2 separate regions of the Homo sapiens genome follow, and region 2 is linked to region 1. Evidence: read pairs that join two places in POLR2A ChIA-PET (ENCODE). Cell type or tissue: MCF 10A. All regions are shown on one strand. Region 1 overlaps OSBPL6 (oxysterol binding protein like 6). Region 2 overlaps OSBPL6 (oxysterol binding protein like 6).

Region 1 (2,500 bases):
ATACAGGCATGCACCACCATGCCTGGCTATTTTTTGTAGAGATGGGGTTTCACCATGCTGTCCAGGCTGGTCTCAAACTGTGAAGCTCAAGTGATTCACCTGCCTTGGCCTCCCAAAGTGTTGGGACTACAGGAATGTGCCACAGCCCGGCCATATTAAAATACTTAAGTTAATACTGAAATTAGAGAAAGACAGAATAAAGCCGAAATTCCTTAGCCTACTATTAGAGATCCTTCATGATCTTACCTCAACTAACTTTCCACCTTCCTCTTCCAGGATATACTTCTTGAAATCTTCAAGCAAATGAAACGTCTTGCAATTCCCCCAATCATACTCACTCTTTACCCACTCTGTGCATTTCCTCTACCTAGAACAGTCTCCCCATTACATCTCCAAAGTCTAAATCCCATCCTTTTCAGGCCCTGTCTGGATGACAAGAAGCCATTCTCTGTGGCTCAGTGGAATTATCCAGGATCTTAACTTTCATAACTTTCACTCAGCACCTATGGGAATTTCCTCAGCCCATCTTGATCAAAGTTACTAACACATGCCTTTTATTTTCAAGACTGGATGCTCTCTGAGGGCAATGTCTACAACTGCTCCATCTTTGTAAGCCCACCTGCACCATTTGCACTTATGCCCATGGCAGGTGCTCATGCTTTTTGCTACAGTATGCAAGAAGGATGCTAAAGTGTGCTAAAGCTCAAGTGACTGATCATTTAAACCAAATGGACAAGTACCTGCACTCAGACAAGTTTTGCTGAAGAAAGACTTCAGTTAAAAAGATATGCAATGAGACTTGTTTCCTTGTGAAGCAAACTGAGAGAGGAGAATTGTAATGCTACTCCCAGGGCATTTACCGACTAGTGATCTGCCAACAGCTACTAACGGTGGTGCATTAAAAGCTTCCTTCCCATTGAGGTAACTGATAATATACTTCCAAATTAGATAAATCATAAGATAGCTGATCCTGTCTTTCCCCTGCTGCAAACTTAAAATACTGTTTGCCTCTGGGGCCTTGGATCAAGAGCTTTCAAGATCTGCGTATACAGTGATCATTTCAATCATCATCTCTAATATGCCTTTAACACTAAATATCCAAGTACCAAAATGCAAAAATTACATAGTCTGATACATAACAGAACCCCCAAGTGCCAAGACAGGGAAAGATTAACAAAAGTATATCCAAACATCAGCAGTCTGATACTACTTGGGCAGAAGTTGACAAGTCCTAACATGGCACTTGGCAGTAACTGAAATGCTTTTTGGATCGCCAAGTGGAGGCTGACTTCACTCTTACATGAAGCTCCAGGGCTGTGCTGAACAGTAAGTTCTTGCCAGACCACTGGACAGCTGCCCACTGTCTGCAGTCCTGTGTTCACAGATGAGATTTCTCTGGCTATTCAGTTCAAAACCTGTTACGTAAATGAGTTTTGATATTCACTCTTGGACAAAAGTAATTTCCCTAAGCCTCAAATCCTGAAAGAACAATCTAAGTCCTAAACCAGATGAAAGAACAGACTTTTACAGAACTGTCTTGACTAAGTTGTGCTAATGGGAAATTTTCTGTTGGGTCCTCTATCTGGTAGGGCTTTCATATCAATGACATCTGGAACATTCAGTCTAGAATATCACATTTCTAGTATCTATTGGATTACTGGAATGGCAACTGAATCCTTGGGCAGGGAGCAGGAGATTCTAAGTGTTTTAATTGAGTCAGTCTTTAAAATAACTATTATGTATATTCTTTAAAGTATAAACATGTTTGTCACATGCAAATCGAGGTCAAAATAATGTTTAAAAATTATTAATAAATTAGGTGAACACTGTTAGTAGCACTGCCATAAATTATACAGTTTTTGAAATGATAAAATAGAGCCTCAATAAGTCTAAGGTTTGCATAATCTGTAACATTTTTCATATATAGCTTTACTGAATAACCCTGGCTGAATTTCTCTTTTTTGTTTTGTTTTGTTTTTAAGCAAAAACAAAACATTGTTAAGCAGCCGAATTTCTCTTTGAGTCAGTTCTTCAGTCTCCCAGTCTGCTTTGAGGGAATTATTTCAAGCTGCCCCATTTCTTAGGCCTCTTGCTGTATCTCTCTTCATCTAGATTTCCATTTGGTTTCCACAGTGACTTGTTTGCTCATTAGAGCACAACAAAATTTAACAACTAAATCAGGCATATTAGCATTCTTATGACTAAAGCTTCCTGTATTTAAATAGATGGTATTGTCAGTAAAATTGAAATAAATTTTAAAATGCCGAGACAGTGAACAATGCCATCCATTACAATTCAAAGCTGTTCTTCTGGAAATATAATTTGATGTCATAGGCTGATTTAAAAAAAACTGGATAGGGCAAACAAGGTAGACTATGATTTCCTTGAAATTGAGAGCTTCCTTTGGGCACAAGTGGAAGTCTGTGGTACTGTGTAAAGATAACATGGTTTCGGAGTTAAACAGGCTTAATTCCAATCCCAGTGTTGATGTTTTCTAAAT
Region 2 (2,500 bases), 57 kb before region 1:
CTGCGGGACAACAAGTAAACACTGGAAAAAAAGAGTCTCTACGGTTGAAAAACACTTGATTAAAATCAGTTGCCCTTAACTTGGTCAATCAAATGGGCTGACATCTGAATAAACACATGGTGGTTGTAGAGATCAGAAGAAAAGACAACAATGCAAAGCAGGCCCTCCTGTTATTTATGTAGCAAAATGTTCAAAGGCACGGTCTAGAAAGTTGCTGCCAAACCACAGCCAGTTTTGTTGAAACATGGACTGAAAGTGCTAAATTAAAGTTAGCAATTCATACAAAATTTGTTTCTTTGACGGTTTTTTCCTGTGGTTTCCATTTCTGTCTATCCAAGAATTTCAGCAGAGATCACCTATAGCATATCATAAGGAAAGAGATTAGCAAGGCCATCAATTTGGGGAAACACAAAGGATGAAAGGCAACAGTGATTGTAGGAAGGAGGATGGCCAATTGGCGAAAATCTCAGGAAGAACGACAGTGAGGACAGGTCCTTGGCACTACGATAATATTATGGGTTCAGGAAAGATCGTTTCTGACAAGGAAGAAGGCACTTTCAGAGACAGGGCACCGGGGCAACATTTCCCATGTGTTCATTTTTAAGTCTTTCCCTTAAAACACATAAAATGTTTCCTCAAGGAAGTTAACATACATAACCTCCCTGCACTGAGCCAATGGGCAGCCACCACTGGCCATTTGGGCCAATAAATTTATCTGCCCTGAGATGAAATCCACGTGCAGATGTGCCAAATATATAGATTTATTCTTCCACTGATTTCAAAGAGGATACTGGGTGGCCCACTAAAGAGTTTAAACTGACGTGGTGGCTCACGCCTGTAATCCCAGCACTTTGGGAGGCCGAGGCAGGCAGATCATGAGGTCAGGAGTTTGAGACCAGCCTGGCCGATATGGTGAAACCCAATCTCTACTAAAAATAAAAATAAAAAAAAATTAGCCAAGCGTGGTGGCGTGCGCCTGTAGTCCCAGCTACTCTGGAGGGAGGCTGAGGCAGAAGAATCACTTGAACCCGAGAGGTGGAGGTTGCAATGAGCCGTGATTGTGCCATTGCACTCCAGCCTGGGTGACAGAGTGAGACTCTGTCTCAAAAAAAAAAAAAAATAAGTAAATAAATAAAAATAATAGTTTAAACTGAAAATGTACGGCAACTTTCTCCTCCTTAGTATGACAGAATCCTTGCTATTTGGGTAATGGTAAAATGCAGTAAAAAATATTTTCTCTATAATTTAAACTTAGAGATAGGACAAGGATGTTGGGAGGAAGGAGAGGAATAAACTGTAGCCTTCAAAGAGCAGTAAACAAACTTCTGGGATCAGTGAACTCCAGCTTTAGTTTGTACTGGTAACAATAATTCTAGGAATGTATCCCAAAGAACTAAATAGAAGTTCATGTGTAAGGATGTTCATCACATCACAATAGTAAAAAAATAAGGCATGTCTTACATATCCAGCAACAGGGAATTAGTTCGATAGCAGTGGGATATATAATATAGATCCATCCAAAGTGATACATGCATGCATTTAAAATACCTCATATTTCAAAGAGTATTTAATGAGAACTTATCTATACTAATTTAAGTGAAAAAAGCAAATCAGACAACAATACATACCAACTGGATTAAATATCACATATTTTTTTCCCTCCATATGTATATTACAGATCTCAGTCTCTGTTAACTATAATAGACTACAACCCATGTGGTTAAAATAAGGCCTTAAAAGTTAGTTTTACAGCCGGGTGTGGTGGCTCACACCTGTAATCCCAGGACTTTGTGAGGCTGAGGTGGGCGGATCACTTGGGGCTGTGAGTTCAAGACCAGCCTGGCTAACAGGGCAAAAATCTGTCTCTACTAAAAATAAAAAAATTAGTCAGGCATGGTGGCATGCACCTGTAGTCCTAGCTACTCAGGAGGCTGAGGTGGAAGAATCGCTTGAACCTGCGAGGTGGAAGCTGCAGTGAGCTGAGATCATGCCACTGCACTCCAGCTTGGGTAACAGAGTGAGAATCTGTCTCAAAAAAAAGTTTTAAAAAGCTAGTTTTACACATACTGCCATATTCTTAGTTTCCCACCCCATGATAGCAAATAAGATCTTCTTTATTTATGAAGATGGTCTGAACCTGAATATGATAAAAATGTTACCTTGTGCCAGCCTTTTAAAGGCCATTTTCTTTTCTTCAGCATAAAGCCCTCATGTTTGTCTGGTTTCTGGACATTGGTTTGGCCTATTTTCAGCCCTTCTATAATTTCCCAGCTGTCAGCTTCCTGAGAGAAAAGAAGAAAAACAAATCACATGTTACTCAGTGCCTGATGACACACTTAAAGCAGATTCTTAAGTAGAAGTTGCTTTTGAAGCAGTACTAGGCCCACCAGAAAGAAGGATGAACAACATTCCGGAGCAAATTCTAACATCAAACACAGCTATGCACTTTTAACTTCAGTTAAAAAGAGTTTCCCAGGTAGACCTAGAGGTAAGTGGGGTC

What was found. ChIA-PET counts read pairs that join two places held together with the same protein. Peaks named below come from ENCODE experiments on the same cell type or tissue, not always from the same donor. Only the 100,000 strongest peaks of a DNase experiment are listed, where the experiment ranks them.
Region 2: POLR2A ChIA-PET joins it to region 1 with 5 read pairs; 2 of 35 experiments call an interaction of 5 or more read pairs at or near these places.

Annotation. Positions count from the first base shown.
Region 1 is chr2:178,270,961-178,273,460 of GRCh38, reverse strand. All of the region lies in intron 1 of OSBPL6 (oxysterol binding protein like 6), which reads right to left. Among named protein-coding and RNA genes, the nearest start is that of OSBPL6, 78 kb to the right of the region's middle. In MCF 10A, no CTCF peak of the experiment used is centred here; a DNase peak (open chromatin) is centred at 1,290.
Region 2 is chr2:178,328,038-178,330,537 of GRCh38, reverse strand. OSBPL6 (oxysterol binding protein like 6) reads right to left here. Exons shown (of 25, transcript NM_032523.4): 5 at 2,160-2,282. Among named protein-coding and RNA genes, the nearest start is that of CHROMR, 84 kb to the left of the region's middle. In MCF 10A, no CTCF peak of the experiment used is centred here; no DNase peak of the experiment used is centred here.